2 separate regions of the Homo sapiens genome follow, and region 1 is linked to region 2. A link is a loop called in an ENCODE intact Hi-C map of the cell type or tissue named here. Cell type or tissue: mammary epithelial cell. All regions are shown on one strand.

Evidence for each region. Peaks named below come from ENCODE experiments on the same cell type or tissue, not always from the same donor. Only the 100,000 strongest peaks of a DNase experiment are listed, where the experiment ranks them.
Region 1: it touches region 2 in a loop (9-fold over the local background); 7 of 110 quality-filtered maps call a loop at or near these places.

The regions. Positions count from the first base shown.
Region 1 is chr14:70,043,250-70,048,249 of GRCh38, reverse strand. It overlaps SLC8A3 (solute carrier family 8 member A3), which reads left to right. Exons shown (of 7, transcript NM_182932.3): 7 at 1,927-4,035. The coding sequence ends at 2,303. Among named protein-coding and RNA genes, the nearest start is that of SNORD169, 68 kb to the right of the region's middle. In mammary epithelial cell, a CTCF peak has its summit at 2,051 (motif pointing left); no DNase peak of the experiment used is centred here; H3K27ac peaks cover 315 bases.
Region 2 is chr14:70,565,033-70,570,032 of GRCh38, reverse strand. It overlaps a transcript of ADAM20 not described here. Among named protein-coding and RNA genes, the nearest start is that of ADAM20, 33 kb to the right of the region's middle. In mammary epithelial cell, a CTCF peak has its summit at 1,967 (motif pointing right); no DNase peak of the experiment used is centred here.

The DNA of each region.
Region 1 (5,000 bases), 520 kb after region 2:
TCCTCTACTTGGAAGGACACTGTGAGTACAAAGTATCTCCTAGCAGGACAGCCAAAGGAAGTTCCACAGCTTTTATCTTTTTATAGGATGAATTACATACTCTTTCTTTTTCTTAGGAACACTCAGAGACAAACAGAAAGGAGCGGACATTCCTTTACTCATTGAACAAATATTTACTGAGCACCTATTATGCCTGTTACAGTATTGTGCTAGTTTTTGGGACTATAGTGAAAGGCAAGATACACATGCTTCCTTCTCCACGTGGAGTTTATAATCTACTGAAGGAGGCAACTCTCAACTACTGTAATTAAAGTTATCTTGTTAAATCCTAGGAAGAAAAAGAAAAGGTACTGCATACGGAAGGAAGTTGGGCCTGAATGTAGGAGTTAGCAGGTAGACAGGGGCTGCACTAGCCCAGGTTCTTTACTTAATTCAGTTAGGGGCTTTGGGGCCTCTGAACTCTGAACTTCTGCCAGGGAGCTGGCATCCCAGTTGCCCCAGAAAGAAACAGAGCACATCCTCCTGCAGGGAAGTTAGGCTGAATCTCATCAGACAGGACTTTTCTGGCTGGGCCAAGGGAAATCTTTCCTGTACCAAGCAAACATATCCTTCAAGAGAGTAGCTGAATTCACATCAAATTCTAGGAAAACCTCTTTCCAAAACCCCAGCGCAGGCCAGCGGTATTATTTGTCCATTAGTGATGCAAGAGATTTAGCTATCGTGGAAATGCATCAGAAGGTTGGAAATTAGATGGATGATCCCAGGAAGGCCTGTGGATGAGATGCCCTGTGATCTCTGTTCTCCAAGCCTTGGGGGACCTGAACTATCAGAGGGGAGGGAGGAAATATGGGGGAAAGCATAGAGGTGGGAAGAAATATCAGAGGATCAGAAGCAAAAAACAACAATAACAACAGAAACAAAAACAAACAAACAAACAAAAAAACAAGGCCATAGGCAAGAAAGGGTAAGAGGTTTTCTCTGGGAGATCTAAAAAAAATGGCAATAATGAGGTAAGCCAGGCAGATACCTTTGGGCATCTCCAAGTCCTTGCAATTGGCCAAGACAACAGCTAACAACATTTGAGGCTTTAAGAAGGTTACCCTGTGATCCACTCATCTGATTTAGTGGCTTTGGCTGAAGCTCTTTGGATATAGTTGAAGGTATGGAAAGGGTCCTTACATGAGGACTTTAGGGTCAAGTCTCTTGCTAACATCCTATGTGACCTTGGGTAAATTCTTTGACCCTTATTTTTCTTACCTGTAAAATAAAAGAATTGGGCTAGATGTCTCTGACAGTCCTCCCTGTATCTACAATCTGTGCCAAGATCTAAAGTCAAACACCCTGCAAGGCCCTGTGATACATATATAAACCACAAAGACAGAGCCCCGTCTTCCTTGAGTCCACAGTTCACCCTGCATGTCCCCATCATGGTTCCCCAACATGTCCTCTGTCCCCAAAATCCAGCACCTCACCCAGTGCTCAATCAGTAGGCATTGCTCAATAACTGTTGGTGGTTCGTGAATAAATGCCCCATATGACAGTTAAAATCAGGCATCTACTCCAAGCAGCTTCCCAGGGTGTCAAGGTTCCCTGGGGAGATATTATGGGATGGCAAACTTCCCTTACTGAAAAAGTAGTCAAAGGAGAACAATAAGCCCACTCAGTAAATATCAGAACTGGAAAGCCCTTCAGAATCTTTCAGATCACTGCAGATGAGGAATGGGAAGCCCAGACTAGGGATGTGACCTACCCAGGGCCACACGGCTTGCTTGCGGCAGAACTAGGAGTTAGGAGTGGCCCCCTAGCCCTTGTCTCTCATTCCTGGGTTCAGCCCACCAGCTCAAGCTGCTTTTTGGGCATACTGGAAGACAAGCCCTGCACACCTTAGCCTCCTACCAGTTCCCATGTGTCTTTGTCCTTTTCCAGATACGTTTGCCAGCAAAGCTGCTGCCCTCCAGGATGTATATGCAGACGCCTCCATTGGCAACGTGACGGGCAGCAACGCCGTCAATGTCTTCCTGGGCATCGGCCTGGCCTGGTCCGTGGCCGCCATCTACTGGGCTCTGCAGGGACAGGAGTTCCACGTGTCGGCCGGCACACTGGCCTTCTCCGTCACCCTCTTCACCATCTTTGCATTTGTCTGCATCAGCGTGCTCTTGTACCGAAGGCGGCCGCACCTGGGAGGGGAGCTTGGTGGCCCCCGTGGCTGCAAGCTCGCCACAACATGGCTCTTTGTGAGCCTGTGGCTCCTCTACATACTCTTTGCCACACTAGAGGCCTATTGCTACATCAAGGGGTTCTAAGCCACACAACAGAGCCTCCAGCAGGGCAGGCCTAGGACTTCTCCTAAGAGAAGGGCACTTCCCCACCAGTGATCTCTCCCGACTGCACTGCCCTGGAGAGGCAGCATCAGGACCTAAGCCCCAGGAACTTCACCCAACTTAGGCCCTGGCAATTAACTGAAAGGGCAAAGTCTTAATCAATCAAACAATGGAGGAATCACCGACTTTACACAGTATTTAATTGAATACAAACAAGCAACAGCAACAAATCCACCTCCACCCCATCTCCCCCTCATATCCCTGACCCAAAGCAAAGGTCAGAGCCTTTCGCCTCCTTCTATTCCATCTTTTGATTATTCCTTTGCCTCTCATTTCTTTGGAAGCAGGGTTTCTCCTCTCTGCCCAATTCCATATGTCCCTATTATCTCACTCAGCTGACAAGACGTGAAAATGAGTCACATTCATGTGGCTGGGGTGGGGTTCTTTTTTCATTGTAATCATTATTGTGGTTGCTTTCGTTTTGCCATTAGGTTTTGCTTATTATTTTGTTTTGTCTTTTTTTTCTGAAGTGAGTGAAAAAGGTGCCACAAAGGAATTCCAGGTCCGAGCCAACAGAGAGAAACATGAATTTTTAGACACATGCTCTCCTGCCACCTCTTGGCTCCATCAAGATCCAGTTCCCCATCTCACTGTTTTCTCTGAGTTCTTGGGAGGAGTGATGGTGTTGGGGTAGAAATAAGCTCACTCACCCACGCAGGGTACTAAAGATCTTACAGGAGCTTCAACTGGAGCAGGAGGAGCTTTTTATGCTTATGTTGAATCAAGTCAGATACAAAAAGCAATTGTCCCTCTTTGCCCAAGCCTTTCCAATTCTGTGTGTCTTGTTGTGTCAGTGTCCACTTGTGTATCCTTCTGCAGGAAGACCCGCCAAATAGAAGAGATGGGACAAAAATAGGAATGGTGTGTGACGACAAAGGGCTACTGGAAGAACAAAAGGGATACAGGCCTTCTTGATTATCTTTGGCTTTGTACCTGAGGCAGGAGAGAAGAGATGTCCAACCAGTGAGATCTTTAAGAGAAAAGTTTGTATTTTAAATGTCAATGTGCCTGAGAAATGTCAGCTTCACCACGCTCTTGCTTCCTAATGCTCTATACAAAGAGGGCTGACTATATTTCTTGAAGTGGTGTAAAAACTTAGAGATTTTATAAGAGAACCAGGGGCTCCCTTCACCTCTCCTGGTCCCTCAGGTCACATATGAAAGCATTTTTACAAGATAGGAACTGGAATTCCTCATTTCTCCCATGTTCCTGCTTGTTCTTAAACTTCATGAAGCTATTTTTCCAGCCTATGGGGTAGTTCTTGCTCCAGTAAGAGGAATCTTAGTTGTCATAATCCCTTGGAGCCTGGGTTTTTGGAGAAAGAGATCTCCGTGCCCTACAGACCTTTTCTCAACGAATGTGGGAAGGACCTGGCTTTAAAACACGCACACAAACACACAAATAAACAGACATAAGATGTCATCACGAAACTGCCCACGGATCTTTAGGCTTTCTGCATTGACATAAATACATTTTCTAAGGGGGGGGGGGAAGAAATTAAAAAACACCTGTTAATTTTAAACACATTTTTTAAGAAAAAAATAATTAAAAAAGAAACAGTGCTCATGTCATAAGCTATGTTGACAGTTGCCAGTGGAAATGTTGGGTTGGTTCAAAAAAAAAATAAAAGCTATACTATATCTCTCTACATACAGCTTGCTTCTACCTGTGTTTCTTCAGTGAAAGGTCCAGGGGGCCACTGTGGGCTTCTTGTGAGGAGACGTGACTCAGGTGAAGGTGTCACCTCCTCTCACACTCAGGTGCCAATGTGTCAGACCCAGTATATTCTAAGCAAAAATACTTCAGGAAAATGCCACTTGTCAAAACCTGGACTTTGCGAAGTTGGAAGATGTAAGTAGTAGTAAAAGCTGTGGTAATTATGGAGGAAGGAGGTTTCTGTATCAGAAAGGCATTGGCCGTGACAGACTCCAGCTAGGAAAACAGTGCCCTGCACCTATTACCAACAGACATGTCTTCACTCATTCATTTACTCATCATTCATTCAACAAAAAATTTAGGAGCATGTTGAATATATTGAATGACACTCTGGTGATACAAAGAAGAGCAAGACATAGTTCCTGACCTCAAGAAACTCACAGTCTAGGCTGGGCATGGTGGCTCATGCCTATAATCCCAGCACTTTGGGAGGCTGAGGTGGGTGGATCGCTTGAGGCCAGGAGTTCAAGACAAGCCTGGCTAACAGCTCTACTAAAATTTTTAAAAGTTAGCCAGGCATGGTGGCACATGCCTGTAATCCCAGTCACTCAGGAGGCTGAGGCACAATAATTGCTTAACCCAGGAGGCAGAGGTTGCAGTGAGCCAAGATTGTGCCACTGCACTCCAGCCTAGGCGACAGAGCAAGACTCTCTCTAAAACAAAACAAAACAAACAAACAAACAAACAAAAGAACTCACAGTCTACATGGGGCAAGTGATCAAGAAGCCCACTAAACTTGTTCAAAGAACAGGGGCAATACTGCGAAGGCCTGGTGGCAGGATCTTGTGGAACCCAAGGCAGGAGGCACAGCCAGGCCGTAGGAGCCTGAAAGCCATCAGGAACTGAGCCCACATTCCCTACCTCCCCCAAGCCACCTGGCCTCTCTCACCCTTGCTTCCCTCT
Region 2 (5,000 bases):
TAGAGAATGTTGCATGTACAGATGATTAAAGAAGTGGGTATTTGCGGTTCTTGGGTGGAATATTCTGTAGATGTCTATTAGGTACTTTTGGTCAAGAGTCCAGTTTAAGTCCAGAGTGTTTTTTTTTTTTTTTTTTTTTTTTTTTTTGTTAGTTTTCTGCCTCAGTGATCTGTCTAATGCTGTCAGTGGGGTAGTGAAGTCCCCCACTATTATTGTTTCACTGTGTATCTCTGAAGTCTACTAGTATTTGTTTTATAAATATGGGTACTTTGACATTGGGTGCAGGTATAGTTAGGATAGTTAAGTCTTCTTGATTGAATTGAATGTTTTATCATTAAATAATGCCATCTTTTTCATTTTCTTTTTTTAGCTTTGTTCATTTAAAGTCTGTTTTATGTGCTACAAGAATAGCAACTCATCCTCTTTTTTGTTTGTTTGTTTTTCATTTGCATGATAGATGTTTTTCCATTTCTTTACTTTTAGTGTGGGAATGCCGTTCCCTGTGAGGTAGATCTATTGAAGGCAGCAGAATACTGTTTTTTAAATCCAATTTGCCACTCTGTGTCTTTTGAGTAGGGTATTTAGACCATTTACATGTAAGACTAATATCGATATGTGAGGTTTCATTTCTGTCATAGCTTTCTTAGCTAGTTGTTTTGTAGTCTCAATTGTGTAATTGTTTTGTAGCATCTGAGAACTTTGTACTTATGTGTTGTTTTATGGTAGCAGTATCATTCTTTCGTTTCCATCTTTAGAACTTCTGTGAATATTTCTTGTAGGGCTTATCTGGTGGAGACAAATTCCCTTAACAGTTGCTTCTCTAATAAAGGCTTTATTTCTCCCTTATTTATGAAGCTGTTTGGCAGGATATGAACTTTTTGGCTGCCATTTTTTTTTCTTTAAGAAGGCAAAAATAGGCTTCAGTCTCTTCTGGCTTGTAAGGTTTCTGCTGAGAAGTCTGCTGTTAGTCTGATGGGACTTCCTTTATAGGTAATTTGGGCCTTTTCTCTAGCTACCTTTAAGGTTTTTTTTTGTATTAACCTTGGGAACGGTTGTGTTGTATAGTATCTCTCAGGTGTACTCTCAGTTTCTTATATCTGGTTCTTGACCTCTCTAGCAAGATTAGGGAAATTTTCCTGAATTATTTCCTCAAATATGTTTTCCAATTTGCTTGCTTTTTCTTTGTATTTCCAAAGGCTTTGTTCTTTTTTTTGCTTTATCTGGGTTAATTTGAAGGACCAGCCTTCAAGTTCTGAAATTCTTTCTTCTGCTTTGTGTAATCTGTTATTAAAACTTCCAGCTGTATTTTGAAATTCCTTTAGCAAAATTTTCAATTTCAGAAGTTCTATTTGTTTTTTTCTTAATACAGCTATCTTGTCTTTCATACCCTGAATTATTTTTCTAGTGTCTTTGTATTGGATTTCAACTTTCTCTTGGATCTTACTGAGTTTCCTTGATATCCTTATTTTGAATATTTTATCATTTCAAATTTTTCAGTTTGGTTAGTATCCATTACTAGAGAGTTGGTGCAATCCTTTGGAGGTGTCAGGACATCCTGGCTTTTTATACTGCCAGAGTTCTTGCTGATTCCTTCTCGTCTGAGGAGCTGCTACTTCTCATTTTTGAGTTTGCTATCATTTGCATGGGATCTTTTAATTTTTCAATCCTTTTTCCCTTTAGGGTATGACTGTGGTGTATGTTGTGTATGATCTTTTTGTTTCATTTATTGGTACTTTCAGTGGGCCAAGGCTGTATATGGGTACGTTGGTTGTGGATAGCCTCTGTGTAGTGACTTTCTTAGATGCTGATTGTTGTAGCGATGTATTGAACATATGAGCGGACACACTATTTCCTGTGGGATTGAGAGTGCAGGTGCATAGGTCTTAGGAAACTTATCTCAGACTAGCACTAAGCCCTTCTGGTAGCAGGTTTTTTGTTTGGTGGTGCAGTTCAGGCTGTAGTCCAGTAGATGGAGATGACACTTAAGAGTAGGAGACAGCTCATGCCCAGGCTGATGTCAAGTGGTAGCACCTGTGTTGACAGGAGGCATGAGAGGGGTTAGGGGGCCAGTGGGAACAGGAAGCAATCTTGTTGGGGCCCGCTGAGATCTTGGAGGAAAGGTTGGGGAGGTGCACCAGGTCCTTATCCTGAGTCAGCAGGAATGCCATCTGCTTCCCTATCTTGCCCCTGTTGCAAAGCTCACGACCTTAGTTCATAAATACTTTTGGTTCCTGGTTGCAGAGCAGCTGTGGGCCACCGAAACACCCTCTTGAAGGCTTGGACAGAGTATCTTACCCCAGTTCAGGGCAGGCAACTCTGTGATTTCTCTGTTCTCTGTTGCTGGGATGCTGCCATTCTGTGTAGGGAGGGCGAGTTAGGCCCCGCCATTCGAGTAAACCCCATGCAGCATGGGCTTACTTTGAGTAGGGATGGAGCTGCTGTGAAAAGCTTAAAAAATGCTTTCTCCGAATGCATTCCCCAGCCCCCAGTGGGAAGAACCTCTGCTGTGTCTGCAATAGTGTATGGCATTGGATGGGTGGGAGATGTCCCTCTCTCCATGTTCATTTCCTGGTGTTGGCACTGCCTCCTTCAGCAATCAGTGCTGCATCCACATTCCCTTTGTCCTAAGGGGACTTTGGTAGGCTGCACTCCCTTGTTGGTAGCCCATGCTGGTGGTTAGATCTCCAGGGGCCTCACAACTTCCTGGGGGCCCATCAGTCTCCTGTGCTTGCCAAAGCCAGAGTGGGTTGTAAGTTATATTTGTGAGGGTTCTGGTGGTGTGATGACTCAAGGGCGGAGAAACCCTAGGCAGGGCAGAGGTCCACTAGGTATCTACACCAGTATTGCACCTGTCATCTCAGTTTGGGTCAGGGGAGTACATGAATTCCTACAGGAGCTAGCCAGCTGGTTCTCTATCCCTGGGAAATTCCCAAGTCACCACCGATAGCTTTGCCCTAGGTCATGAGGACAGAGGGGTTCCCAACAGTTTGGTGGTCAGCAGATTGTCAGAGGGGTGAAGGGAGCAGAGCAGCATTCCCACCTTTTTTTTTTGAACGGAGTATCGCTCTTGTTGCCCAGGCTGGATTGCAATGGCATGATCTTGGCTCACTGCAACCTCCGCCTCCTGGGTTCGAGCAATTCTCCTGCCTCAGCCTCTTGAGTAGCTGGGATTATAGGCACCTGCCACAATGCCTGGCTAATTGTTTTGTATTTTTAATAGAGATGAGGTTTCACCATGTTGGCCAGGCTGGTCTTGAACTCTTGTCCTCAAGTGATCTGCCTGCCTCGGCCTCCCAAAATGCTGTGATTACAAGTGTGAGCCACCGCGCCCGGCCTCCCGCCTACTTTTTCTGCAGGATTCCAGGTTTCTCTGGGGTTGATCTCTGCCAGATTCTTCCTCTTTGTCTTTTGTTTGGGGAATTTAATTGATTTACATATAAAGTAATTATTGATGGGTAAGGGCTTACTATTGCTATTTCATTAATTTTTTTCTGTCTATTCTGTAGTTCTTTTCTTTCTTTCTTCTCCTCCCCTTTTGTCTTCTTTGGTGACTTGATTTTTGTAGTGTTGTGCTTTGATTTTTTTCTCTTTCTCTTTTGTGTATCTCCTGTAAGTTTTTTCCTTTCTGGTTACCATGGGACTTACATAAACATATTTCTAACAGTCTATTTTAAGCTGATAACAGCTTAACTATGCTCACATACAAAACTACCCATTTATTCTCCCTTAATTATTTGTTATTGATGTCACAATTTACATCTTAAATTGTGTATCCATTAATTGTTATAGTTCTTAGTACTTTTGTCTTTTAACATTTATATTAGGGTTAAAAGTGACTTACATACTTTACAATATTAGAAGATTCTATATTTACTTATATATTTACCCTAACCAGTGAGTTTTATACTCCTGTGGTCTTTCATGTTGCTATTTAGTGTCTTTTTGTTTCAACTTGAGCAACTTCATGTAGCGTTTTTCATAAGGTAAACATAGTGGTGATGAACTTCCTCAGCTTTTGTTTGGGAAATTTTTTCTTGCCTTCATTTCTGAAGGACAGCTTTGCTGGGTATAGCACTCTTGGTTAGTAGTTTTTTTTTTTTCTTTCAGCACTTTAAATATGTAGTGATCCCCCGGTACCTGTGGGGTTATCCAGGAAACTCCACAGATAATACAATCCACAAATTCTAAAGTCTGTTGTATAAAATAATGTATTTGCATATAGACCATGTACATCTTCCTGTATACTTTACATCAGCTGTAGATTACTCATTATACCCAATAAAATGTAAATGCAACATAAATATTTGTTCTAACTATATTACACTTTTTATTTAAATTTTTAATTGTTAGATTGTTTTTTGTTTTGCTATACAGTTGCTTGAATCTCCAGATGCAGAACATGTCGATATGAAGGGCTGACTGTATATATCATCTCACTCTCTTGGCCTGCATAGTTTCTGATGAGGAATCTGCCAGTAGTCTTATGGAGCTCCTTTGCCTGTAATGAGTCACTTTTCTCTTGCTGGTTTGAAAATTCTGTAGTTGTCTTTGATTTTTGACATTTTGACTATAATGTCTTGTTCTAGACCTTTTTGGATTTATTCTGTTTGGGCTTCATGAATCTGGATGTTCATTTCCATGCCCAGATTTGGGAATTATTGAGTCATTTTTTTAATTAGGGTTTTTACCGCTTTCTCTTTCTCTTCTCCTCTGGGCCTTCCATAATGTATATATTGGTTTGATGGAGTACCATGATTTCCTTAAGATTTCTTCACTTCTTTTCATTATTTTTTCATTTTGCTGTTCTGGCTGTAATTTCAAATTGCCCATCCTCGAGTTTTCAAATTCTGTCTTCTGCTTGATAAAAGTTTGCTGTTGAACCTCTCTTGCGATTTTTTAAATCCAGTTATTCTTTAATAAAATCCAATTTTCTAGTATTTTAAAAATTTAATTATATTTATTTTATTTTATGTTATTTTTAAGATGAGGTCTTGCTGTGT